4 separate regions of the Homo sapiens genome follow, and all the other regions are linked to region 3. The links are chromatin loops, found by intact Hi-C in ENCODE. Cell type or tissue: endothelial cell of umbilical vein. All regions are shown on one strand. Links, peaks and the distances in the headings refer to the core of each region. The heading gives the core; the rest is flanking DNA.

Evidence for each region. Peaks named below come from ENCODE experiments on the same cell type or tissue, not always from the same donor. Only the 100,000 strongest peaks of a DNase experiment are listed, where the experiment ranks them.
Region 1: it touches region 3 in a loop (2.8-fold over the local background); 4 of 110 quality-filtered maps call a loop at or near these places.
Region 2: it touches region 3 in a loop (10-fold over the local background); 72 of 110 quality-filtered maps call a loop at or near these places.
Region 4: it touches region 3 in a loop (3-fold over the local background); 31 of 110 quality-filtered maps call a loop at or near these places.

The regions. Positions count from the first base shown.
Region 1 is chr13:74,037,305-74,042,304 of GRCh38, forward strand. All of the region lies in intron 1 of KLF12 (KLF transcription factor 12), which reads right to left. Among named protein-coding and RNA genes, the nearest start is that of KLF12, 95 kb to the right of the region's middle. RefSeq lists an enhancer at 1-268. In endothelial cell of umbilical vein, for the core only: a CTCF peak has its summit at 3,085; no DNase peak of the experiment used is centred there.
Region 2 is chr13:73,830,634-73,837,958 of GRCh38, forward strand. The region is part of intron 4 of KLF12 (KLF transcription factor 12); the gene reads right to left. Among named protein-coding and RNA genes, the nearest start is that of LINC00393, 170 kb to the left of the region's middle. In endothelial cell of umbilical vein, for the core only: a CTCF peak has its summit at 4,695 (motif pointing right); a DNase peak (open chromatin) is centred at 4,718.
Region 3 is chr13:74,284,768-74,292,602 of GRCh38, forward strand. LOC105370259 (a long non-coding RNA gene) reads left to right here and starts at 3,303. Exons shown (of 4, transcript NR_187797.1): 1 at 3,303-3,452. It also overlaps a transcript of KLF12 not described here and the pseudogene RNY1P5. RefSeq lists enhancers at 2,122-2,622, 2,945-3,239 and a silencer at 2,318-2,377. In endothelial cell of umbilical vein, for the core only: a CTCF peak has its summit at 2,357 (motif pointing left); DNase peaks (open chromatin) are centred at 2,334 and 3,214; H3K4me3 peaks cover 274 bases.
Region 4 is chr13:73,945,337-73,952,741 of GRCh38, forward strand. All of the region lies in intron 2 of KLF12 (KLF transcription factor 12), which reads right to left. Among named protein-coding and RNA genes, the nearest start is that of KLF12, 190 kb to the right of the region's middle. In endothelial cell of umbilical vein, for the core only: no CTCF peak of the experiment used is centred there; no DNase peak of the experiment used is centred there.

The DNA of each region.
Region 1 (5,000 bases), core at 1-5,000, 250 kb before region 3:
TTCCACCTTGCTTACATAAACATGGATCACTGTATCTGCAACCCAGCCTGCAGTATGTCGGAAGGGACGGATTCCCTTACAATACACACTCACCCATTTAGACCCCCCATGCCTACCACATGCATCCATCTTTACAACCTCAATTATGCACAAGACATCCACAGCCGCCAATTAAACCGTGTTGAACACTCCAATTCATTGCGTATGAGCCTGCAAATTTTTTTTGCTCACAGAAGCATTTTCTAAGATGCACTTGTCAATTTTTAGCTCATTAATACTGTGGATCCCAATTTTTAGCATTCTACTTAAGTTTTGCAACTTGATACATTTTCTGGATAATGAACACAACATGTGGTCTCTAAGTTCTGATTAATAGGAGTGGACTCCCATTATGATAATGTTGACAATTCATTACTCTAGGAAAGCCAACTTTAAGATAATTTTTTTAAACAGAAAATGTGTAAACTGATCATGGATGAGGGATGATCTGTGGACTGGGCAATGAATACAGATAAAATCACTGCTGCTGTCTCTTAATAACAGAAACATCTTATAGTTCTTCATGCCATAGTTAATGCAGAAGCTAATGTAAAGCACAAGGTCAGGATGATTAAAATCCTGTTATGAGGGGTCAGGGTTAGCTACAAAACAGTAGCACAGGAAGCCTTGTGGGCATGGAACCCCACATACACAAGATCTGTTATCTTGATTCTGGTGGTAGCCATGCAAATCAATACATGTGATAAAACTGCCTAGAACTGATACAAAGGACACACAAATGAGTGCATGTAAAGTCAGTGATCCTGAAGAAGATCTGTGGATTATACCAATGTCAATTTCTTAGTTTTGGCACTGTATTACGTCATGTAAGATGCTACCAGTGGGGAAAACTGGTAGGGAGGAGACAAGGAATCTCCTGTGTCTGAGGAATGGGAGGGGGAATTCCTGTGAACTTATAACTATTCAAAATAATTTTTTCAAAAAGGCTGTCAGTTGCAAACACTGTTAGACATACATGCATTCAGTCAATCATGTATTCATTCAACCAACATTTATTAACCACATACTGCTGCCTAGCATTGCTCTACATGCTGGGGCTACAGACACAACATGATATGATCTTTGATCTGGAAGAACTCACAGCCTGGTCATCCACGACAAAAAGCAGTGCAGGAGGGAAGAGAAGGTACAATCGTACTCGACATGGAGAACAGACAGACATGAACACCTGAAGTTGATCCATATATATTATAGTCCAGCTCCACATTAAAGCAAATGTATTTGTCAATCACCATTCCATTCACAAATGACTATAAACGACTAGTATAAAATGAACATATTAACCTAAGGTTCCCATCATTAAAATATCAACCCTGTGGAGAAATTTTTGCTGAAGTTATTTCTAACTTCAGGACAAAGAAATGTTCAGTTAAAGTAAGTTGACTGCTTTTGTAAGAAAGGGGGTTGTGTTTGACTTCAAAAGCTCAGTATTTCTTTTAAATTCCTTTTTAAGATACATCTTTGGAAATGTTATTAAAATTGTTCAAGCTAAATTTACAGCTTAGTTTAAAACATGTAAAACTTAGGGACGATAACATCCCAGGGGAAAAAAAAATGCTTTATGCTATTAGAATTTGAATATCTATAACTAGCAAAAAAAAAATTAACCTCGAATAGCCATTACTATTTTTTTAATACAGCTATGGATTCACTTTGCACAATATGTGTGTTCCTGGAAAGGTTTTGTAAAAGCAGACGATTTCATTTTAAATTCATTTTAAATTAATATTTTATTTACGCATTTTTTTCCTTTGCTTCTAATTAATTTCAATTAACAGTATCCTGGTATTTTAATTTATTAGTCTCTCTGCCAAGTTGGTCTAATCAGATCTTTGGGTTCCCTATCCTAACATTACATCTGAAAAATGCTACATTAAGACAATATAATTCTCAGCTGGGCACAGTGGCTCTTACCTGTAATCTTAGTACTTTGAGAGGCTGAAGCAGGAGGAGTGCTTGAGTTCAGTTTGAGACCAGCCTGGGCAACACAGCAAGACCCCATCTCTACCAAAAGAAAAAATAGCCAGGCAAGTTGGCATATGCCCGTAGTCCCAGCTACTTGGGAAGCTGAGATGGAAGGACTGCTTGAGCCAGGTGAAGCCAGTGAGCTTTTCAGTCTCACACCACCATACTCCAGCCTGGGCAACACAACGAGACCCCATCTCCAAAGAAATAAAAAATAAAAATACATAAAAAGTTTAAAAACTAAAAAGAAAAACATAATTCTGTAAAAAATTATAAAATAATTTTTATTTAATGATATTGTGCTTTGGCCTTAAAGATTTATTACAAAATGGACAGTACTTCTGGAAATAGGGGGAAATAAAAAATGAAATATCAATGTTATATTTCAAAAGCGTAATACAATTAGGATAAAGATAGAAATTCTTCACACATCTTTAGCCTCAGCTTGGATGAGTGCTGCATTCAAGATGACAGACACAAAAGATGGTAATGCTGACTCCACTAAACTGTTGTCTGACACATAACACTGTCCTGTCATGCCTCAATTTTCACACATGAGCTATTGCTCAAAATTCAGTATAAAATAGTGACTTACGGCTGTCAATGTAAAAAGTATGGCTTGCTCGAACACCAACTCATGGATGTCAAAGACCAAGTGTGGTTAGTAGACAATCTAGATGAAAGTATTCAACTGTGGGTTTAATGCATTAAAATATATAAATGGTAAATCACATATATAGGACCCTTTCTTCAAATTTTCCCTAATAAATGGCCACTACATTATCTTTCAAAACTTATCTGTTAATTCAAAATCTGTATATCACAGGGTTATTAATAAACAGGACAGATGTGATAGCCACAGACTAAGGGAAAAACACATTATCACTTCATTTATATTTTTTTAGTCTAACATGTATCAGGCATAATGCCAGGTGCTAGGGATTCAACAGTCACAGACAGACAGGATTCATGCCATCAAGGAGGGCATCTATGAGGAAGAGAAAAAGTGTGCTCGTGCTGCTGGTCTATGGAATACGGTACTGTGCTATGCAGACCAGGCACCACTCCTGACGACTGACACCCCTAGTGGATGCACTGGCCATCTGCAGCCCCGGCCTGGGACATTGGGATTCCAGAAGACCTGGGGAGCCTCCATTGTATCAAGAACAGTTTCAGGAATGAAAAAGACTTCCAGTATAAAAAACTCAGTGCCAACATCAGAATGCCTACAAATTCTCACCTTTTCCATTTTCAAACAACTTGAGACTGACTAAAAGGTTCTTGGAAAAACTCACTTAGACACAATGAATGCATTACACAGGAAAGCTGTTAACAGGCATTTTCTCCATGATTCCTTTAGGGAGTCATCCCCTCTGCTTAAATACACACCCTACATATAATATAGTCATACAAAACAGTATTCCCGAAGCTGAGGAAGTCAAAAATGTTCATAACAACTCTCACAATAATCCTTGCCTCTGCAAAGCAGGCCAGAATGAAAACCAGCTTTTCTGATTTCCATCTGCCCTCTCCAAAGCTCAACTTAAAAGCTTGACATCATCTTTGACCCCTCCTTCACCCAGACCTTTCCCATTCTATTAGTTGCCAAGTCCTACAAGTTCTATCTGAGAAAACCTCTCAAACTGATCCCTTCTTGTCCATTTGCATTGCCGCAACAGTTGTCTAGGGTGACAATAAATAAACCCACAATACAACCCCAAATAACATCTCCAAAATTCTTTCTCCCCACAAAGATATCTTAGCTGACAACCACACTAGACTACTTATACACACCTTTCCTCCTTAGCACTCCGCTCACATCACTCCTTCCACCTCAAATACCTCACAGAAATCCCACCTCCTTCACATCCTAGCTTTAAAGCAACTTCTTCAGAAAAAGCATGCCCATATTATCTACCATCTCTGAATCCCCACAATATTTTGCACCATTCATGTGCCCTGTAGTATAGTTTCTCATGTAGGTATTTATTATGGAAGTATTTATATATCAAAAGACTGGCTTTGTCCCACACAGTTCAGGGATGAGTTTTATTTCTCTTTTTGTGATTACTGTCCTTCAGATAAGACACGGCTCACAGGATGAGATTAATAAATATTTATCAAATGAAACTGGCTTCCAACATTCATGTTAAGATGCTGACTTACTCTCAAATTCAAGCATTGTGTAAGTAGAGCTAAAATTTTGATAAGTGGGAGGATGGGGGCTTTTAAGAGTTCAATTTGCTGCAGCAACTCTTCCTTCTTAAAACTCATCAAAATCACCAGCATCCACGGCTCAGCGTAATGAAAGAGAAATTAAAAATCAAAGATATAGCTATGAAATTCCCCAGATCGCTGATTTACACACACACACACACACACACACACACACACACACACACACCCCTTCAAAACAGAAAAGAAAACACTCAGGGCAGAATAGCAAAGTTTTCAGAGCAATCTCCTGAGTCAGAATGCTTTGGTCTAATATTTCCTCTACTACATTATTGTGTGAAGGTATTCAAGCTATATAAATACCCTGCTCCTTAATTTCATCTACAAAATGAAGATCATAATTCATATAAACATCTAAAAAATATAAGTGCTAAATAAGTGCTATACAAGTGTTTGCTATTAACATTTTCTGTAATGTATAGTTTAGTCATAACTTCAGTATGAAGAAGGGGTTATCGGCTGGGTGTAGTGGCTCACGCCTGTAATCCCAGCACTTTAGGAGGCTGAGGTGGGTGGATCACTTTAGGTGAGGAGTTCAAGACCAGCCTGCCCAACATGGTAAAACCCCATCTCCACTAAAAATACAAAAGTTAGCTGGGCATAGTGGCAGGCACCTGTAATCCCAGCTACTCAGGAGGATGAGGCAGGAGAATCACTTGGACCCAGGAGGTGGATGTTGCAGTGAGCTGAGATAGCACCACTGCACTCCAGCCTGGGTGACAAAGCGAGACTCCATCTCA
Region 2 (7,325 bases), core at 2,326-7,325, 450 kb before region 3:
TAATAAATGTTGGCCGTGTCTTTATTTTTGTAGTTTCCCCTTGTGTCTTCCAGAAAATTACTACTACCACAACGAGGCAAGATAGAACAGGCGTGTCTGTGTTGTATATGTCTTTCTAACCAATTCCCTGCTCAAAAGAGCTCTAGGCAGGGGCCAGATATGTCTAAAAATGACATGGATGTCGATCTCTGAAACGCAGTGAACCACACTTTGACTAAATTTCCCTGCACCTAGAAATGTTAACCTACAGCTTAAGGCTGTTGTTTTTCAGGCTGCAGGATGCTAAAGAAATGAAAATACATGATACAGTACTATAATATCAATATTTAGCAACATGGAATTACCTCACGCAATTCATACACACACACACACACACACACACACACACACACGCATACTTATTTTACATACAGAATAGATTTCATATATAATAAATTTTAATCCTTGTCAAAAAACTGAATGATTTAAAAACATAATGCCACCTAATTTGAGGAATTATGGAATTGGATATTTAAAACTGACACATTCTCTAGATAATTAAGGCATACTTTTTAAAGCATCAAGCCTAAGTACAGCAAAATGGCTATGGAGTATTTAGAAATTCTGACTTAATTCAAGGCTCTACCACTCTTAAGCTGTGCCCTTATAAGTGGTACAGAAAGTGATATGAGTCTTAGTTTTCTCATTGCAAAACACTGACAATAATATCTACATGTTGGTTATTGTCAGGCTTAAAGATAACATATGTAAAGCAGAAAGAACATATAAGCACTCTATAAAGGTTATTTAATATTATTTAAATGATTTTTAATAAATATATTTACAAGATTTATTACATACTTTGCTACCTTTTTCAAATGGACTGATGATAATTTAACCTTTCTTTCATTACTAATGGTCATTATTTCAAAAGCAATTATTACGCTGTAATAAAGTATTCTCTCCAAGGACTAAAGCGCCGTGTTAGCCTGTTTGCTCCCATCCAGAAAGACCTTGCTGCAATTATTCAAGTTCTTGTTTTAATAATAATTTTGACGTTTTCTTTGCTGGCTGCCACTTTTTTACCCTCAGTGCCCCTACAGATAAAGGGAGTTTCCTAATTTGGGAAGGGAATTGGCAGATGAGAATCTCAGGAGGTATTCAGCATCTATAAACTGGTAAAGCAAAATCAGTAGATCTATTTTCTTTCAGTAACAAAATCTACAGAAAGAGAAGTGCTACAAAATTTTGTGACTATTGGGCATCCATAAAAATCTACTGAGAAGACATTTTGGGGAACCCAAGTTATAAAAATAACGATTGAGAAATATTCCTATCACTTATTTTTCTTTGCATTTTTATTTGCTATTCTCTACTTACGTGGTTAGAAAATTATATTCACAAAGAACATAACAAATATATCCAAGCCAAGAGTTAAAATGCTTTGAAAGACGGAGGATCTTGAGTCCTTTCCTATAAGTAACATAGAGTACATGTAATGTAGACAACATATTTTGTATCATATGCAGTGTCTGTGTGGGAGGTGACCTCATGGGCTACTTTCCAGTACAAGCACAGTATTCCTCATTCTTTGTGTGCCCTCCATTCTCTACTCTCATTATTTACTCTTTTCCTGGTCTGAAACACTCCTACCTACTTTGAGTACCAAAGCTTTACGCTTCTCCAACTTTCGCCTCAAATGCCACCTACTCTCCCCTTCTTATAATGTAAGACTTCCTCCAGAGTCTAGTTCATGTTCTCTGGAGATTTACAACCTAGGCCTCTAGAAGGTTTCCTCTGTTTAAAAGGTCTCTGTGTTTACAGAGGACTGATTCACAGCATTCACGTCTGACAAAGGCCACACCGGAGATGATTAGGGGGAGCCCTTGGATTTAGCACAGAAGAGACAAAAAAGCAATCAAGAAATTGAAAATGCCTTCTAAACACAGAACACTGGAAACAATTCAGACAAAGCTATTTTAGATTCGTGCTGCGGTTTACTTAATACGTTTTTAAGATCAGAGAACTGAGGAGGAAAACCAAATCTTTGTTTTATGGATGCAACAAATGGGCCCACCATGCTAAATACATCATTTATTCTTTCTCACAGAGAGATATTTAACTCTGTGGTACAAATAAAAGTAGCAAAGTAGCATTTCCCTTCTACTTAAGGTTTGTTAAAGGAAATTTATGCTTTTAAAATGCTCTACAAACACCAAAAACTGATTGTACCATTATCAGCTTTTAAATCAAAACAGCTTGCTATCTGCTAAGGACAGGAAAAATGGTCGATTTATTTCATAAAACTTTATGTACAAAGAGACACTGCCTATGAACTTAATGGAGAGAATATAGAGTCTGGAGAGGTAATTTTTATTACAATTTATAGTGGGATTACTCATACTCCACAGTTTTCAGATTTTATGGCATCATGATGCTGATGCAGTTAACTGCAGTGGGGTAGGAGGCATAATTTGTTTCGCCCTGAGTGGGAAATGAAATTGGCGTTACTATTATATAAGAAACTTAGCAGATTCTATTAATTGCCTGGATCCAATCAAAGCTATTAGTTATCCTAGTTTCACAGGTAAAATATTTTACCTGAGAGTAAAAGAATAAATAAGAACTGACTACAATTTTCATACAGCAATATCTACGTATTAAGACTGTTTGGAAGCCCAAAGAATATTTCTTACCCACAGGAGTTCATCTCCAGAAACTACTAAAACCTAAATCACATCAAGTATCTATAAGGTACCACCAAACATTATTCTCTAATATTAAGTGCTACAAAATAAAACAACTAGGGAAACAGCAGAAACAATGTATTCAAGAACACCAGGCGACTACAGATTGACATACCACAGCAACAGCTTGGGGGATGGTATTCACTCATTCTGCACTTAAGAGTGTTTATTGTGTGCCAGATGTTGGATAAGGCAGTAAGGCAATGAGAAAAGATGATGTGTGTGTGTTTGTGGGGGTGGTGGTGGTATATGAATTGCCTTACAATTTGGTATGTACTGTTTCAGAAAAGAAGGCATTTGAGCCAGATCTTTTGTCAGAGAAAGAAAAGGCTTCCCTTTGCTTTCTACATGGATAAAGGTAGAATGTCACCTGAAGGGCCACGCAACATGGCTGGGACGTGAGATGTATTTGGTGGAATGGCAACAGACTGAGAGGGAGGGGTAGTATGTGAGGTAGATGTGAGGACGTGCGGAGGCTTGCTGGTTACATGTTATGTTTTGGCAGCCTCCTATTTCACCATGGGAAGGTTTATTCTACTGTCAGGGTTCAGACTGCACGTCTACACTGGCCACACAGCATTCCTAAGCATCTCACACAAAACACTGTTCCTGCAGTGTTTCCCACATTAATGCATTCATTTCTTCATCCATCTCTTCAGTAAATATTTATTGAGCATTTACTAGTGTCAAACACGATGTTGGGGAAATATTAGCTAATGAGGCTTAAATGGTACTTTCATGGAGCTTAAATTGTAGTGTAGAATTCGGGGAGAACACCTCCTCCCCCCACCACAACCTCTTTATTTTAGAAATGAGCATTTATAACAATATAAACCACATTATATAAGCACCACAGTTCTCAGCAGAGGAGCTTATTCTTACTATACGTTACCCAAGTCCTGCTATATCTTTCTCTCCCCAAAGAACTGAGAAACCCATATACCTAGCAAAGAATTACCCTTCTTCTAATTCTACCATGCTCCTACTGAACTCCTAAGACCCTAGTATTTGAAAAGGCAGTTTATCTGATGAATTCTCCAAGGGCTATTCCTAGTTCTCTCAGTTTTACTAAGTTTTCCTACATTCTGTTTTCCTGAACTCTTTCTGTCCCAAGACATAACTGTCCATTGCATTTATTTTCATTTTATCTTATTTTATTTTACTTTTATGAGACAGAGTCTCATTCTGTTTCCTACGCCAGGGTGCAGTGGTATGATCTCGGCTCACTGCAACCTTTGCCTTTCAGGTTCAGCCAATTCCTGTGCCTCAGCCTCCCAAGTAGCTGGGATTACAAGGCGTATGCCACCATGCCCGGCTAATTTTTGTATTCTTCGTAGAGACGAGGTTTCGCCATGTTGGCTAGGCTGGTCTCGAACTTCTGACCTCAAGTGATCCACCCGCCACAGCCTCCCAAAGTGCTGAAATTACAGGCGTGAGCCACTGTGCCTGGTCCATTTTAATTTTATTTTCTCTCTCTGACATTCTAGGGCACTGGTATCCTTGCTCAGTGGGTTCACCTCTCAGCAAAACTTCCTAGTAGCACACAAGTTGCCATATATACGCTTCCATTTAGCCAACAAACCTAATCCATAGTTTTAAAAAACACTAAGCACAGATACACAGAATGCAGCATTTTTATTTCCACTGAATAGAGTCACATGCAAATGTATAGGATGGGAAGTGGGATAAGCGGGTAGAAGTTAAACCTTTTTTTTTTTTTTGGCCCAAATCAAATATAGTCCTAAAAAATTTTCATACTCTCGAAGTCTAAAAACAAAGTAGATAACTTAGGTCTCGAATTCAGGTTTGAGTTTTACTTAAAAGGGTCATATTCACCACACTGTCTTGCAACACTAAACTAGCTGGGAAAATCCGGGGGCATGGAAGAAAAAATAATTAGGGGCATGGTAGAAAAAATAACTAGATTACCTAGAGTTCTCGTGTCTTTCAGTTCATGTCATTTTAAAATTCTGCCACTAGATGGCAATAAAAAGACTGTCCTTTTCATTACAGGTCTCATGGTTCCATATTACATGACTTCTGGAAAAGGTGATTTGGTTGATATGAAAGAGAAAAATCAAGACTCAGAAAAAGGTAGAATGGTGAGGAGTGGAGGGAGACAGAGAAAAACAACTGAGAAAAGGAAGAAGACAGAAAAATGGAGGGAAGGTGAGAGAAAAAAGGTGTTAGAACTGAGGGGGTTACTTTGAAAGGGAGGTGCAGAAAGGGCAAGGAAAAGGGAAGGGGCTGAGTGAAAGCAAGGAGAGATGCAGTGGGGTCTCTCTGAAACTTTTTGGACAGGAACCACAGTAAGAAATACGTATTTCAGCATGACTAGTATATATACACACCCCCTGCCCGCAGTACCACATTTGCATATATGTAAACAAGTTAATGAACAAAAGTTTCATGGAATAATATTTATTTGGGTGACACTCTCAGATACTTTTCAACCTACTCCATTCTATTTCATTTCTTTAAAATCACTCATTGTGAGCTACTAAACTGATATCCAACCAGAAATGACCCCCAGTGTGATAATCATTTTAGTCTACTGTAAACTAGAGCTGGCTTTTAAAAAGAATTTCTCTTTTAAGTGCCACAGCTAGGACTGGGAGATATTCCTGGCTTTGTAAATTGCCCATAAAACATTTGTTGAATAAATGAACTAATTATTAAAAGAAAAAAAAAAAGGTGAAGCTGCTTGGTCTTGAAAAACACATACAATTGGCCAATGATCAAAGTAGCATTTCCCCTACATAAAGGTGGCTGGAGAAAGAATTGAGTATGTGATTATCACCCAGTAAATTGGTAGCTCTTTTTTATTTATTGGATAGAAAGACAAATATCAATTAGTTGTTTTCTAAAGAATACAAAGCAGAATACCCAGTTAATCAAATTTCCCCATTAACAAAGGAAAACAGGCAGAGTGAAAGAGCTGAGAAAATAGTAACATAGTCTGGAACAGAAAAAGAATTATTAAGGGAGTAAGAAAAAAACAGGGAACAGAAACCACAGCCACAGAGTTGTAAATTATTAAAAAGCCAATTTAAAACCGTGCTGGTAATGATTCTAAGACTAAGTTTCCCTCTTGAATCTCATATTCTTCCTTCTTTCATTTGTTCCTACTAATGAAAAGGTGTTTACTTACTAAATATGTTTTCACATATGTATGTATTTCTTACAGTGAGTATAGATGCCAAAATAATTCTACAAATACTTGCAATCTACTATGTAGAATAAGAATTCCCTTGTAGCATAACAGCACTTGTACTATATGAAATCAGAAGCATATTTAATAAGAACATAATTCCAGGATAGAAAAAATTAGTTTTTTTTAAATAGAACTATTCACAAGGGAAATAAAAGATATTACACATCAAAATCCAATATGTAACATTCAATGTACTAAATATTATCAGAGAAAACTTTTCAGGTTTGGTGAAAAAGTAAATATGTAGATTACATTAGAATACTTTACCAGTAAAATGTAATTTAATCATAGAAGTATTTCTTTAAACACAAACTAGGTCTTTTTATTATAGGAGAAACTTGACCTAATAAATAAAATAGTGTGCCAGGTTACCTTATTCGGTAGTACCTAATATCACCTTACAATGAAATGAAAACAAAGCCCATTTTTTAAACATCTTCTTGCTTTAGCTGCTTTACCTAACAAATGGATTTGACTGTCCTGTTTATCTTCACTTCCTTAAGTAACATCTACCTTTTAAAATGATCCGTCCTGGGTATCCATACCTTCTCCTCTTCCTCCTCTTTTCTCCTTTAAACTTTTATTTACTATTTAATGCAGGGAGGTGGGAGGAGCTAATTAAACTCATTTCTGGGCATTTTACAGTCTATGAGGAGCTTAGAGTTTTCTCCTTTCTGCTAGCTCTCTTAGAACAATACAGACAGCTTCTGTCTCCTCCCTGCGCCAGTTATTATCATCGAATCTTAGAACTATCCTAGTCTATGCCAGATGAAGCAGCGAAATCGACAGATTGTAGGCATTTCAGATAAACAAGAGCGTAAGAAGCCAATTTTTTGATGGAATCTATTCAACCTCTTGTGCATGCCCAGAAGTGAAAAAATGCAGATAAGTTTCTACCATGTTGAAAATCAGGTAAAAATAAACCACAAATCACCAATGTATCTGTAGGAAAAAAAAGGGTTCTGAACTCACAGTGAAAATTCAATATTTCATAAACATGGGCTGCCTGCCTTTCTCTCACTATTTAACAAGCTCCTATCTTTGTTTTGCCATAAGAGTGAAACACTCAAGTCTTATCAAAGCCTATATTTAATAAACATAAACCAAATAACAGCAATATTCCAGTCCCATTTCCCAATAAACAACATTAAAAAAGTAAAGACCATAAGTAACTTGCTAGTTTGTCGATAAAAATCAAATTCTAAATTGAAGAATTAACCTATGGCTAGTAGTCACCATACTTAAGAGTAAACAGAATCAATTCATCAAGGGAAGCAAAGATAACTTCACACATAATCACAGGTCAGCTATCTAGGACTATTCTGTCATATGGATGGGTGACGCCAGGATTCCACCAAATGGTGAACAAAAGAGGACAGTCACAT
Region 3 (7,835 bases), core at 1-5,000:
TGTGCATGTTCTCAGCTTTCATATATACTATGAAGTCCATGAAAATTATGGGCATTGTAGTATATTTACACTACGGTATAGAATTACGACAACATTCTCACTTATGCAACATCCCATATCCTATTTGAAAGTGTAAATATGTTTTTTTTCCCACCCATTATAAGTAGGGCCTTTTGGGTAAGTATGAGCTCCTTTAACTGTGAGCTAATAATTTCCACTGTCATGGCCTTGAGATTGGAGGTTTATGAAAGTTTCTTTTAACTCATCAAATTTCTCTTGTATGGAGGAGGACAAGTAACTGCATGAATTGATCTTCATAGGGCACATGGTTTTTCTTGTGGGCATGTGAAATTCACTTACAACCCCTTAGAACACTTAAATAAGATCAAATGCCTATAGCCAGCCCTACCTGATTTTTTTTTTTTTTACACCATGGAGAATTTGGCTTCTTGTTAATTGCATCTGCAGTCTCAAAGCTCTTTATGGAATCTTTCATAAGTGATATTAATAGTAATGGTGGTCTTTTATTAATAATGCATAATAACAATAGCTGGCGTTAAAACAATATTAGTTAAGCGATTAGAGAAATGGCTAGAGTTGCGGTTAGAAAATAGGCCTGTAGACATCAATACTGCTAAAGTCATTTATCATTTCTCTCATAAAACAGAAAGAAGTATAATGGCCGACTAAGCTCTTAATAAAATTCTGCCACAATTGCATAACTGCAGACTGACGTTTTCATTTGTGGGAGCATCCTTGGTGGTATTGTGTGATGGGGCATCCCCAGGAGAAAGAATAGAAAACATAGGATTATTTGCATAATTTCCCTATACTCCCTGTGATTTTCTTTCATTCTTCCCCATCTGTAGTTACCATCCATAGCAGAAATGCAAGCAGAGTACCTGGTTTCTAGTCCTGGTTCTGTTACACAATGGCAGGTGATTACATGACAACATCCCTGAGGCTCAGTTTCTTTCATCTGTGAAATGGGAAGGATTATATCTATTTGATAAATATTTTATTGAGATTGCAAGGTAAAAGTGCACCTAATCATGCTTTGTAACATGCTCTAAAAGAGGTATAAGCATTTTTCTAATAATTCTCAGCCAAGCCCTGAAGCCAATGCACTTCTTTTCCAGGCTCATACCTCTGTTTCCAGCTTCTACTCTCCTATCTCTTCCTACAGTATTTCACAGGCCCTGAGTGCTCAAGTTGTCTTTTTAGGCACAAGAAATCCTCCCATACACACACAAAATTAGGACTACCCTCTCCCCAACCACTACTCTTAGCTCACTCTTTCTATCTTCCAAAGGATAACTGAAGATAAACATGATGAACAAATTCATCATAAAATGCTGAATGTTGATAGCAGGGTCATTTTACCTCTTCTTTTTTTCTCTCTCTTTCTCTTCTGTCTCTCCTTTCCTTTCTTCTCTTCTTTCTAAGAGGGTGTGCCACACTGAAATGGATGTGAGGTAATGTATACAACGAAAAGTACAGATAAAAGTACAAATGTGTTAAAACTGTAATATGATTAAAACAAGGTAGGATGTCACTATTCAAATAACACAGGATGGATGGAGAAATTATAGAAGAAAATCTAAGCTAGGGAAGCAACTGAAATTCATGACATTTCAAAATATTGAGCTTCCAGGAAGACAAGATGAAAAGGGAAACAGTAAAAAGCGTATTCAGGATAGACAAATTTTCTCTAATGTAATTGTTAGAAAAAATTTTCATATGCACATTCTTGGTGCATAAATTAGAAGGCAGGTAATACCATCCATGCAGTCTTTTTTTAAAAGTAGGGATAGCCTTCATATGGGTTTGTTAAAAAATTGTTAGCACTGATAAAATACAAGCTGACATCACGTTTACAGGGACTCCTAGGTAATTTGCATTTTTAAAGTGAGCTCTGATCTTAATCCTGAGATGACTTACAAAATCAGCATCTGTGGTGTTAGGACATGGAGGCTGATTTTGTAAGCAGAGATCTTCATCATCATAATAATTTTATGCACTTGCTGTGGCTTTGCACATGTATTTTCTCATCGTGAATGGATTCAGTGTGCCTTCCATGAGTTTTATGTCTCTGTCTGGTTTTTGGAATGGGGACTCAGTAAATGGAGGTAGAGCCTTGGAAAGAATAGTCCAGAAATCATTTAAACCAAGCTGTAGCTATCATTTTCATGTCCCTTTGAAGGAGAAAGCCTCAGAATTATTTCACATATAGCCTCTCAAAAATATTTTAAAGTAAGCTTTATAAATCATTACATGGCTCTTTCCTAGCCCTGGTCCCAAAGGTCTGGTAAGCTTTAAGTCCCTAGTGACACCTGCTGGGCAGACCTCGGCTCACTGCTGCAGGCTTTCCATCAGCCTACCTCTTCCTTAGCATGCAAAGCTGCAGGCCACTAGGTAAGGGGCTGGCTGCCGCTTCCACAGCTTGCAGCCCGTCTGCTCATTGCTCATGCAGGTGACCTCTGTCGGCAGAATCGTGTGCCAGAGTCTCCCCAGTGCTCTCTCGGGGAAATGATTTCCAACCTGTCCAGGCCCCAAGAAACAAACAGGGATCTATCAAAGTTGAGAGAGAGAGAGAGAGAGAGAGAGAGAGAGAGAGAGAGAGAGAGAATCCACCTCTATCCACCCCCAACCCCAGCCCCAATTTACTAAGCTGCTTCTTTGTCTGAAAACTCGGAGGTGAAAGATGCTACTTGAGCCGTATGTTTTGTTCAAGCACAAACCAAATTATGCTATACTTGCTTATATCTGAACATATTGGTTTATCTTACATAGAGTTTAATTGATGCAAACTTGAACTTCAGTATGTTAGATTTTCAGGGAAAACACCATCCCTGTGATTTAGATTGCTATGTTTTTCTTTGAACAAAGCAAAGAGAAGCAAGGCAATTACACCCCTGCTTCGGTTTATTTCCTTCATATTCACCAACCATTACAAAAATAGTGTTTAACCTCTTGTAGTATGACCTCTTGTGTCCTCTACTGTCCAATTGCACAATTTCTTTCTGAGCCAACATCTGCATCCTTGGACAGAGCAACTTGTGTGCAAAGTCCATGTTAGCTGATCAAGCATGGCTTTGTTTGCATTTATTCACTGCTCATCCAGCACTGCGTAAGTGGTTTTGCATATTAACTAAGTGCACAGTAACCTTCCTTTACCTCCTTAGAGCTCCACCCCCCTCCCACCCGGCCCAGGGAAATCAACACTGTTACTCGCTGAGGAAGCTGCCAAGGGGTTGCCATGGCAACTGTTCTGCTTTCAGCAGCTACTTTTCTGGTTTGAAGGGGGGAAGGAAAAAAAAACTGGGGAGAACTAGGCGGCTTTCTGATCAGAGTTCAGATAAAAAGGGTCACAGTAATTTGTGGGCACTGACTAAAATAACCCAATGGATTTGAGAGTTACCGCAAAAGAAGCAAACAGACAAACTAAAGAGGTAAGTCTAGTGGAAGGCAAATAATTAAATTATTCGGTAGTGGTCTTAAGCTGAAGCATTTCAACTCTATATCAGTCCAGCTCATCTAAGATGCTATTTTATGAGTCTTTTCATTTTTGTCCAGAGCCAAACACAGACGATGAGTTTTATGGGATTATAAACGGCAGACAAGCGAGGTAACGGGGTAAAACAGCAGCAGAGTGGGACTCTCTAACATCTGAAAGTCATTTTCCAAAACTTCATTCAGCACAGGAACAATGCGGCATTCAGGCAGAATGAGCTGAAAATGTGGGGTGCTCCAGGTCAAATCAGCAACTTCTGCACTCCTCTCAACAGGGTGGGGAGTGGTTTGCCAAGGTAGGGCAGGAAACAGTCTGATTTCAAAGGAAGGGCTAGGATTAGGCAGAAAACCGTGAAGAGTCAAGAAATGGAAGCCTCCGCAGCCTAGACTGGTGGGTTTCAGCGGCATACAGAGAGCTGTGCTAAAAGCCGCTCTAGACAACTTGTTGGTGGGATTTTGGCAGCTACCCAGAAAAGAGCTGAACAGTGATCCTTGGCTGAAAACTGGCAGGGTGGCGGCAGGGCCGGTCATGCAGCACTAGGGGAGTAGAGCCTCACCCTTCCTGCCTCTGTTCTGTCAGTCTCCCCAGTCAGCACCTGCTCCCCACTGGTCAACAAGCTTCCTGGCACTCCTCTGCATTCAAGCTTCTCTTGCATTATTTATTCACTTTAAGGAATAGCAGTGATGAAAACGTAGTAGCCGAACCATCCTCATCTAAGCTACTATTTTCTGAATATTTATAGCTTTATTTAGAACCTAACAACAGCTACAACACCCAGATAAACTTAAAGGAATTTTTATATATTTTTTCTATTTTTTTTAAGACTAGTCAAGTGCAGTAGTGAGGAAGGGGGAAAGGGTAGAACAAAGAGTTCGATCTGTAATTGACTGCGAACAATCAATTTTGAGATAACTCACTACCTTTGGTCCAGCCAGTTAAAAGGAATTTTAAGTTAGAGAAGCCATACAAGTACAGACATGGAATGGGATGGTAACTAAATGAGAATGTCATGTCGTTCTGGTGACATCGTCGTTAATGTGTGGTGACACGGTTATTAATACTCTCAGTGGAGTAGTAAGGGAAGCTCTAAGCTCTCAGAGGTTAACACCTCTTTAAGGACATGCAATAGTGGAACAAGGAATCTTGAGTTTGGAGCAGAGAGAGCTTAGCTACATGCAGGCAGCAACTTGTTTCTTACCTGAAATACAGCCATTTCGGCCCAACTCCATATTATGGCAGAGTTGACAGATTTATAGTCAACATTCTGTATTCTTTTGTCATTTCCATCATTTTATTTGTCTTTGACAAGTAGAGAAATTTTGAGGTAGAAAGTAATAGGTAATAAGGGAAGGGAAAAAATGTAAATAAATTCCCCAAACAGGAAATGACCAAGGCAAATATACTCTACAGCAGGATTCAAAATTTTACATTCTATATAGAATGATTTTGACAGATGACAATAGACAGTGAAACAGAAGTTTAAAGAGAGAAAATAAAATAAGGCCAAAGACCCAAAGCATTTTATTTAGGCAAAGTTGTGTGAAGTCCCAGAAACTAAACTGGGAAAGGAAGAGATATATCATTAAAGGACAGCCACCTTATATCGGAGCCCTCATAAGTTAAAACAAAATCCTAAGAGTTAAAAACTTGAGTGGGCTCTCTTGTGTATCCTTGATGTAGCTGGAGGCCCTATATTATATAACAGTAACAGGATACAGGATGACAGTTCCTCACAGACTACAGTAAATGTGATTAAATTATCTCATCAGCTTCATACTCCTGAGTATTTGTACAATGCCAGAAAACCATCCATTAATCTGACCTGTCTGCTAGACCCCCAGACAGCATGGGCTAGAGGTATTAATATTCAAAGAAATTTCCCTCTCAAATGGCCAATTGGAGGGATTCCAAGTTTAGTCTCTGCAGCCGTTGACACCACGAATGAGACACGGAGAAATAATAAGGGGGAAAGAATAAAAGCTAGAATAAAATTCAGAAATTTGCTTGAACTCAGCCACAGATTCTTTTTCATTCCTTTCCACTGACCTGATCTAATTCCAGCAGCTATTATCCCTGTGAAACACTGCCACAGCTGAATTTATTTTTATTTTGTCTGCTCAAAGGCAATGCAAAGCGAATTTGAGAGCACATCACCTTCAGGGAAAAGACTGCCGCATATTACTCACTACCTCCCTCCACCCCTCTGCGTGAAAAGGTTAATTTGAATAAGGCTGCTGCTTCCACAAATAGAGCAGTAACCAGCACACAGAGGAACCGCCAATGAGACTGTATTTCAATGATGTCATACTTATACCTGCCTCTTATTATTTGCTGAGTAGTGACAATGTGTTCCGTGAATCTCACGTATTATTGGTTAAGAGCCCTGTCATTCTGAGTACTTCTGGAGAGTTTTAGGCATTGCAGTTTCTTTACAAGCCCAGAATTTTTTCAGCTTCTGCACTTCAACAAACTGTTGGAGAAGGCAGAGTATTTTAAACGTTGTTGTCCTGAAGACAAATATAAAAACCTTTATAATTTATACCTGATTTACATGCCATTGGATGCTAGCTCCGTTTGCACAGCAAACGCAACATAGGAAAAGTCTGTTTTTTGTTAAAATAAATGAACAAACAAACAGTTGGACAGAACTTTCACTGAAGTGTTTCTAGAAAGAGTATGCTTAGCTGAATATTGTCCCACTGGCCTAACTGAAAACAAACTTATTCCACTTATTCTACAACAACAATTTTTTGCCCCAGTGAGCAGAGCTTTCTTAAAAAGAACTAGATCTAAAATTTACCAGTTTGTAGGATACAGGGCATTGGAGGAGGGAAAACCTACCTGGTTTATTTTTGTCCTAAGTGGGTTTTATTTTTAAATCAGTTAGGGTTTTGTGCCATTAAATGTGTGCTTCAGGTCACTCAGATTCCTGGGCTTTTCTGAGGAAATGCCTATAAATAGGTTTGAAAACTACACTACCTTATAATGAAGCTGACAGTTAGATAAATCAGTTGTGCATGAGTTAGGAATTATTCAACTAACTGAAACATTCAAATAAATGTTCTGGTCAGCATGAGATGCAAGTGTGATTGGGAGGCCAGGAAGAAGTGTTGGTAGTGATCTTAAGCTGAGGCTCAAAAGTCTCATCATCTGTGGTGGCAAGTGAGGCCCCAAGCATGGCTCTCTGGGCAAAGTCACATCCTCAGAGATATAGACAACAAGGTCAGTCTGTTCATTGTCAGTTGGCGAAGCAGAACATATATGGCGAAGGTTAATCCAGTCCACAGGCAGGGCTGTATATTAAATGCTCCAGTGAGAAGGGCAGGGCATTAAAGGAGCAACTGGATTTTAACCGGCAGAAAAAGACTAGAAAGTGTTCATGTGTAGGAGAATGAGATGAGAAAGGATGACTATATATGGAATAGACCTCCCTGACTGGATATACATATATGTATCTACACCTTAGTGAGAGAAATCTGGAAAAGCAGGCACACAAATCAGCAAAGATGATGTAAATTAGGAAGAGGTAGAAAGCACCAGATATTTTGGGCACCCATACCTCAAATTCAGTAGCTAATATCAACTATTTTTGAAATCAAAATGTCTTCTCAGCTGTGTATCAGAACTTATTGTTTGCAGAGTCTGATCACAGGTTAGCTAGATGTTGTAAAATTTGATTATTTTATAGTTTAAATAAATGCTTTACAATATTATTGTAGACATTGGACATTCAACGAGATGCTCACTGTGTTAAGAGCATGGGAAATGAGACCAAAGTTAAGTTTAATTGCAGTAAAAAGTAGAGAATAGACTACCATTCTATTAAAGTTAGAAGGACCTAGAGCTGTATCCACTGTACTTGAACTTCCTGGTATTTCTACCAACAAAGTGCATGTGAATTTTGATTCAAGAGCTCTCTCTCTAGTAACAGCATGGTGTTGAGTACAAGGGCCTTTGGTGTCAGACAGACCTGAGTTCAAATCCCAACTCCAACCATTAGTAGCTTTGCAACCTTGATCATTATAATTAATCTATCTAAACTTCAGTTCTCTTGAAGGATAATGATGATACCCAGGTATGGGGTGGGAAGATTGTGAGAATGAGACTGAATAAAGTATATATGTTTTATTAGCATAGTGCCTATCTCAGTAAATGAAAGGGTTTCTTTTTCTTTTTTTTTTTTTGTATGTTTGTGGTTTTAACTTTGTTATGTCCATAAGGTCCTTCCAGAATCTACATGACCTGTCTCCTTACTGATCATTTCTTGTCACTCCTTTTCTCCTATACTCTATCCAGGCCATACTAACCTTCTTGCAACTTC
Region 4 (7,405 bases), core at 1-5,000, 340 kb before region 3:
CAGGCACCTGTAATCCAAGCTACTCGGGAGGCTGAGGCAAGAGAATTACTTGAACCTTGGAGGTGGAGGTTGCAGTGAGCCGAGATCACGCCATTGCACTCCAGCCTGGGGAACAAGAGTGAAACTCCATCTCAAAAATAAATAAATAAAAACGACTCTCCTTTCAACAAATCATAAATTACATGTTCTTATTACCAAATAATACCAACAGAGTGCAGTATAGTGAAACTATTTCTCATATTTCTTGACTCTTCTTTTTGTTAAGAAAAATGTTCCAAGAAATAAAACATACAGAGCCTCCAAGGAATCAACAAAAAAAAAGCAAATTTACTCTGGAGTTAATGAGCATTTAAAAAGTCTACACCACCTAGTCTATAAGGTGATAAAAAGAAGAAAACAAATTACTGTCAATATTATTTCCCCATAAATGTTCAATATTTTCAAAACTGGCAGGATACTTTTTAAAAATGTTTGCTTTTGACTTGTCCCTTTTTTCAGAATTTTATATCTTAATAGATAATTTAGAGCAGAAGGAACTGTGGTATATTACTGGTGAGCTTGGGTGAGTTGTTCTAAACTTGAAACCCTTTCATGGAGGCCTGTGGGTTGTTTTCACATGGGGCAGGGATCTCAAATCCTAATGTGTCACTGGCTTCCGAGGTTGGCAGCAGCCAGCTTGGCTTACCACCATCCAGTCTCAGGAAAGCCTTCCTGCAGCCGGCCAGCCCTCGACTCTCCGGAGTCTGGCAGCAGCTCTAGGAATCCACCTTAACAAAGCACCCTGTAGGCTGTTTGGCTGGTAGACAATGAAGGATGAGCTGATATTGCTTCCTACCCTGGAGGAGTTCTTGCCCAGATGAGAAGGCAAGAAGATGCCTTATAAGGAAGGCCCAAGCAAAAGAGGAGAAAAGACAAAGAGCGATTCTGGAAAAGCAGATTTAATGAACTGTTAGAATCTGATTAGAGGCTAATGTCCCTTTTAGTGCTTTGTACCAATTTACAGCTGATATACTTTAACCATTTTCCCCACTGGCTGTGATAAACTCATTAGTTTAAAAAATGGAAGCTAACCAGAGTCTTTGAAGTTAAAAACTGATAAATCATAAAAACCTGACTGGGTCTGTGTTCCACTTAACACATTTAAGTATCACTATATATTCATGATGGTTTTTCTTTAAATTTATATTGTTCTTGAATAATTCTACATGCAATAAAGTCAAGATGTACGGTTTAGTTTCACGTACAAGTGAAAAAAATAAAACATTCTCGATTTTTTTAAGAAATCAAGATTTCCTGGAAATCTTTCTATGATTTTCTAGAATCATTCACAGCCACAACTATAATAAACACCATAAATAACAATGTTCACAGCTGGGGAACTAAGCTTCAACTGTTAAACTCTTTCAACTAGTGCAGATTCAATCTGTATATATGCCTGTTGCAAACACATGTGAAGCATATTCAACTCTGCATTCACGGATCTAACCTCAATCCTCATAAACAAAAGCGTTCAGTATCACAGCATGCTCCAAACTATCTAGGAAGGTGTGTGATTTTTATACAACACATGGTAATTACACAGCATTGACAATACAGTCCTTGAAGCAAAATATTGATAGATGTATCTCACTGAACTAAGATCAGATACATATAATCTCAGATGAATGTAGACTTTAAATATGTACTAGATTCTAATAATCTGGAACTGCTGTCAAACATATCTTGCCATGATCTTAATCAAAACACATTTGCTGTGGAATCAATAGCTCAACTGATTCCTAAGAGATGAATAAAATTACAGTTATCAATTTTAGTAATGTAGTATTCTTTGTATATTTATAACAAACATTTTGATGTTACACAACCCTCAAGAAATACTTTATGTATGCTTATACACTTGTTTCATGAGTGAATTGTTTGAATTAATGAAAAATCATCCATAGAATTTGTTAGTTGGCTGTTGACCAATTCCATGTGCACGGGATGAGAAGGATAATCTTGATATCCCATTTACCAAATATGAATTGGCAATGGCCGGGCGTGGTGGCTCACTCTTGTAATCACAACACTTTGGGAGGCTGAGGTGGGCAGGTAACTTGAGCTCAGGAGTTTGAGACCAGCCTGGCCAACATAGTCAAACTCTGTCTCTACAAAAAATACAAAAATTAGCCAGGCATTGTGGTGGGCGCCTGTAGTATCAGCTACTGAGGAGGCTGAGGCAGAAGAATCGCTTGAACCCGGGAGGCAGAGGTTGCTGTGAGCCAAGATGGTGCCACTGCACTCCAGCCTGAGCGACAGAGGGAGACGGTCTCAAAAAAAAAAAAAAAAAAAAGAGTTGGCAACACAGTAGTCGAGCTGACATTCGCTCTCCCTGTCAAAAACCATATAATCACAACAGTCGTTGATCCCAACATCTCAAAATATTCTGAATGTAATGTGCAGCAAGGAAACGGACTGATCTTCAATGACCAGAACTCATAAAAACATACAATGGGGTGACTTTCCAGGTCAACTCCTACAATGTGCCCTCCTAACCTCCCAAGGCAGGTCATTTCCTTTCTCTCCTCCTGACCTTGACTCATTTTGCACAAATGGAGTAATAAGGAGCTAGCTAGGCAATACTCAACAGTTCTAAGCTTTTAAACAAGGGTTCCTGTCATAAGTCAAAAATAACTGCTGCTATTTGTTTTGCTCTTTGTAAATACAGGAAATATGATATTTTATTGAAATACACATCCACTTTAAATCTTCACGTTCAGCTACAGGTGATGAGAAATAAGAATATGTCGCCCCTGCCCCACATCTACATTATGCTAGACAGTGATGTAAGGGACATATGAACAGTCAAGATTCACTGCACCAAGTTGGTTGGGACACTTTCATAGCAGATTCTTTTTTTTTTTGAGACAGAGTCCCACTCTATCACCCAGGCTGGAGTGCAGTGACACGATCTCAGCTTACTGCAATCTCTGCCTCCCAGGGTCAAGCAATTCTTGTGCCTCAGCATCCCAAGCAGTTGGGATTACAGGCATGCGCCACCACGCCTAATTTTTTCTATTTTTTGTAGAGACGGGGTTTCACCTTGTTGGCTAGCCTGTTCTCGAACTCCCGGCCTCAAGTGATCCATCTGCCTTGGCCTCCCAAAGTGCTGGGAATACAGGCATGAGCCACCAGGATGGCATAGCAGATTCTTAAAGGTTTGCAATGCAAGAGTGCCAACTGGTTAAAAGTAACATCCTGTGGGTACCTCTTCCTATAGAAAAAGTATCAGAATCAGATTACAGGGCAATTAGGGGTTTGCATAAAAAAGATTTCTTAGAGAATTCAACTTCTCTCACTTCTACCCTAACAACCACAAACACCAATAACAGCAATTTTTTTCAAGTCCTATTGCAGATGTGCCAGTTCCACTAACAGGTTAACAACTAATTGCAAAACCTTTGCTTATATACAAGCACATTAGTGAATTCCTCCCTCTCTCTGGGTAAGGGTTAACAAACCTAATAGATTGAAATCATGTTTAGGTAATTATTTCAGTTGTCTACTGCCATGCAACAAATCACACAGTGGCATGAAGCAACAGTCATTTTGTCATTATCTTGGTAACAAAAATAATACAGATATTTGCATATTTACTGTGAGCCAGATCATGTGCCAAGAGCTGTGCATATAGCTGCTCATCTAATCCTCACTGCAACCCAAGAGGTTGATGCTGTATTATCTGATGTTGAGGCATCTGAGACATAAGGAGGTTAAATTGCCCAAGCCCACACAATTAGTAAGCAATACAGCTGTATTGAAAACCAGTGAGTGTGACCCCAAGCCAGCACTCTTAATCACCATACTCTATGTACCTACCTGTCCACTCACTTACCTTTCTCTATATCAATATGCACTCCTAATACAATAGAAAAAAAATATGAACACCTTATTGAAGGTCCCAACAGAGACATTGTGGAATCTCAGTAACAGCTCCTCCCTGAGCTGGGCTAATTTAGCTATGGAACTAAATGTGAAACTTGTGGTCACTGGTGAGTAGCAACGATTTGGAGAATCAGTCTCTGGTTTCAAAGCTATTTCAAAGCTATTAATATTTTTTTTCCCTTTAAGTCAAGTTTTCCACATATTTTCTTAACTTGATGAGATTATATGTTTCTATCCTAGGAAGATCTCATAATTAATTTAGCCAGTAACTTCATTTGCTACCCAGCTTTTAAAAAATATTCTTGCCTTTGGTGGCTCACTCAGTATTTTCAAAATGGTTTCATGGCCTTCAATGAAACGCTAACTTCACCTTCTACATTTTATACTCAGGACAGATGCCTCTCAGCATTACATTTAATTTATAATGGCTAAGTGTAAAAACATCCTTTTCTCTACTCACATATCCTCATGCTGATAACTCAGTTTCATAGAGGGCATATAACTAATCAAAGTACCAGAAGTGGGACAAAATAAACATCCCTTCAAACACAGACTTTGCCATTCTAGCCCAGCCTTTCATCTTACATTCTTTTGCATCTTAGGAGAATGGATATCAATGTCAATAACTGTATTTTATTAACAGAAATAAGAGCCAAAACCATAGGCCTATTGGGACTCTCAACTAAAATCCCCCATATGTTTCAATGATCCAAATTACATTCTTCTGAAATATTTGTCTTCGGTTTCAAAAACAGAATCCTTCCATTAAAATCCTCACATTGAAGCATATGGAACAGTATCTCTCCTAAAGACTGGTAAAACTGTCTATGTAATGCAGCAATTTTTAATTTCCTGATAGCAATTATCAGTCTGTTTCCTATGTTGGTAAAGTGCCAAGCTATCACAACAATGTGCAGTTTATACTAATATTTTAAAAAATATTTCCTATTAGTGATAGTTGCTGAACTAGCCATGAAAAGCAGATGTTCTTATTCAAGTTGCAAATGGATGCTTTTCAAAAGGGCAACCAATCCAATCCAAACTGGGAGCCAAAATTTACTATTGGCATTTCCAAAGGCCTCAATACATTTTTAAGGATTACAACAGATGCATGCCTACTTTCCTTTGTTCATTGGGCAGAGGATGGTTAAAATGACATCTGAGCTTCCGAATAACACTTTTCACCCCAGCATTTACACAAATTGTACTAGAAAAGTATTTCTGTCATTCATACTCTGAAAAACTGCACACACTTGGGGGTTGTGAGTTGGCTAAATCTTTCCTTAAATATTCAGTGAGGGCCTCTACTTGCCCGTCATTCCATTCCATCTGCACCACAGTCATGAACCATGGATAAGAGGAGTGTTCAGAAAGCAAGAAAACATCATGGCAAGAGAAGTATTAACCTACCACCAACCAATCCCTAGAGAAGGAGGACAAAACTTCAGTTCAGCTGAACAGGTATTAACATTATGAGGAGAGATCTGACATGTGGAGGCAGGTATTAGGGTAGAGATGGACTTACAAGTGGGTTTGATGTCAGGTAAAGAAAAGAATTGACTTCAGTCCTGGAAAAGGAAGCCAGAAACAAGATCCTTTCTGGGAGATGAGGCTAGCAGAAACTAATGCTCAGGACCTACCCACAACAGTCCAGAGCTAGGAAACAGGAGTAGAGAGAAACCAGAAAGCTGGCTGGGTGCTCCAGTCCATGATGCCAGGCCTCCTTCCCTGGGCACATGCTTGGACACAGAAGCCAGGCACCATGAGCCTGGGCAGAAGTGCCAATGCAGCAGGCAGGCCTCATAGACGATCAAGAAGTACATTTGCAATACAACCACAATATCCTCACAAGTTTCCCTAATTTTACAAATTATGATAACAGTTATAATAACAATAACATTTATTCAACACATGTACCAGGGGTTGTTTCATGTGCTTTACATTCATTGCATCATTCATACATTGATTCATTCCCAATATACTTATTGAAGGCCAGTCACTGTTCCAGTTATTTATGATATATCAGTGGGCAAAAAAGAGAAAGTTCTGTGGAGTTTCATTCCAGTCATTTAATCGCACATCAACTTTTTTTAACTACGGCTATTTTAGATGAGAAAATTATTAAAGTTTGGAGAGATTATATAATCTGTCCAAGATTATGAAAATGACAATGAGTCTAAATTCAGGATGACAATCTATTGTTCATTGCTTCCAGAGATAGAGATCCTCAAAGCACAGGGTACTTTGGCACTGCTACAAAGCTGTGTAAGCCTAGAACTGTGCAAGCAACTCTGGCTAGTGGGTTTCAGGCTCCTGATATATCAAGAGACCAAGTACCACGGCTGAGGTGGAAGCAGCAAGGCAAAGGCAAACTGATCCCATATACAATGGAGAGGAGAGCTCTAAGCTCATTCTAAAGTTCTTGCCCTGACCTACAGCAGGTGCCTCTAACCACTTCCCCAACCCCATTGTCCACCATTCTGTTCAGGCTACATCTTGACCATATCAAAAATGCTCCTCCCTCCAGGACTATGTGCATTCTATTCCATCACAGTATTCACCACTACCTGACAGACTCTTTATATGCCATTACACTAGAACATAAGTTCCAGGAGGACAGAGAGTTCTCTTTTTGTTCGTAACAGTACTCCTATCCTAGCCTTGAAACTTACACCATTAAGTAAATAAATATCTGTTGGACTAATAAAAAAATATAAGATCCAATCATTCTCCAGGATCTAGGAGATAAGCTTGTTGTTGACAGATGGGATGAGCATAGGCAAAATCTTAAAGAGATATGAAATTCCCCATATTGGTGAACAATAAAACAGAATTTGGCATGGCTAAAACATAATGTTCATTGGAGAAGTAACTAGAGAAAAGACCAGAAAAGTTACTTGGAGTCAGGTCATGAAGGGTTGTATCAGTCCCTTCTTGCATTGCTCTAAAGAACTACCGGATACCAGGTAATTTATAAAGAAATGAGGTTTAACTGACTCACAGTTCCACAGGCTTGTACACGAAGCATGGCTGAGGAGGCCTCAGGAAACTTACAATCATGGCAGAAGGCGAAGAGGAAGGAGGCACATCTTACATGGCTGGAGCAGAGGAAGAGAGCGAAGGGGGAGTTGCTACACACTTTCAAACAACCAGATCTCCTGAGAACTCACTCACAAGACAGCAGTAGGGCAGTGGTGCTAAATCATTAGAAACTGCCCCCATGATCCAATCACCTCCCATCAGGCCCCACCTTCAACAATAAGGTTAAAATTTGACATGAGATTTGAGTGGAGACACAGAGCCGAGCCATATCAAGCTTCTTATATGTTATGGTAATTCATTTCTTCAAAAATGTTTCTGTAATGCCTGTTGGGTGCTACTTGCTAGGGGTGCAAGTGAACAAGACGGAAAGGCTCCCTGCCTTAAGACAGCTTGACGTAAAAGGGGAAGAAAAGTGTATGGGCATCACATAACAGGTGGT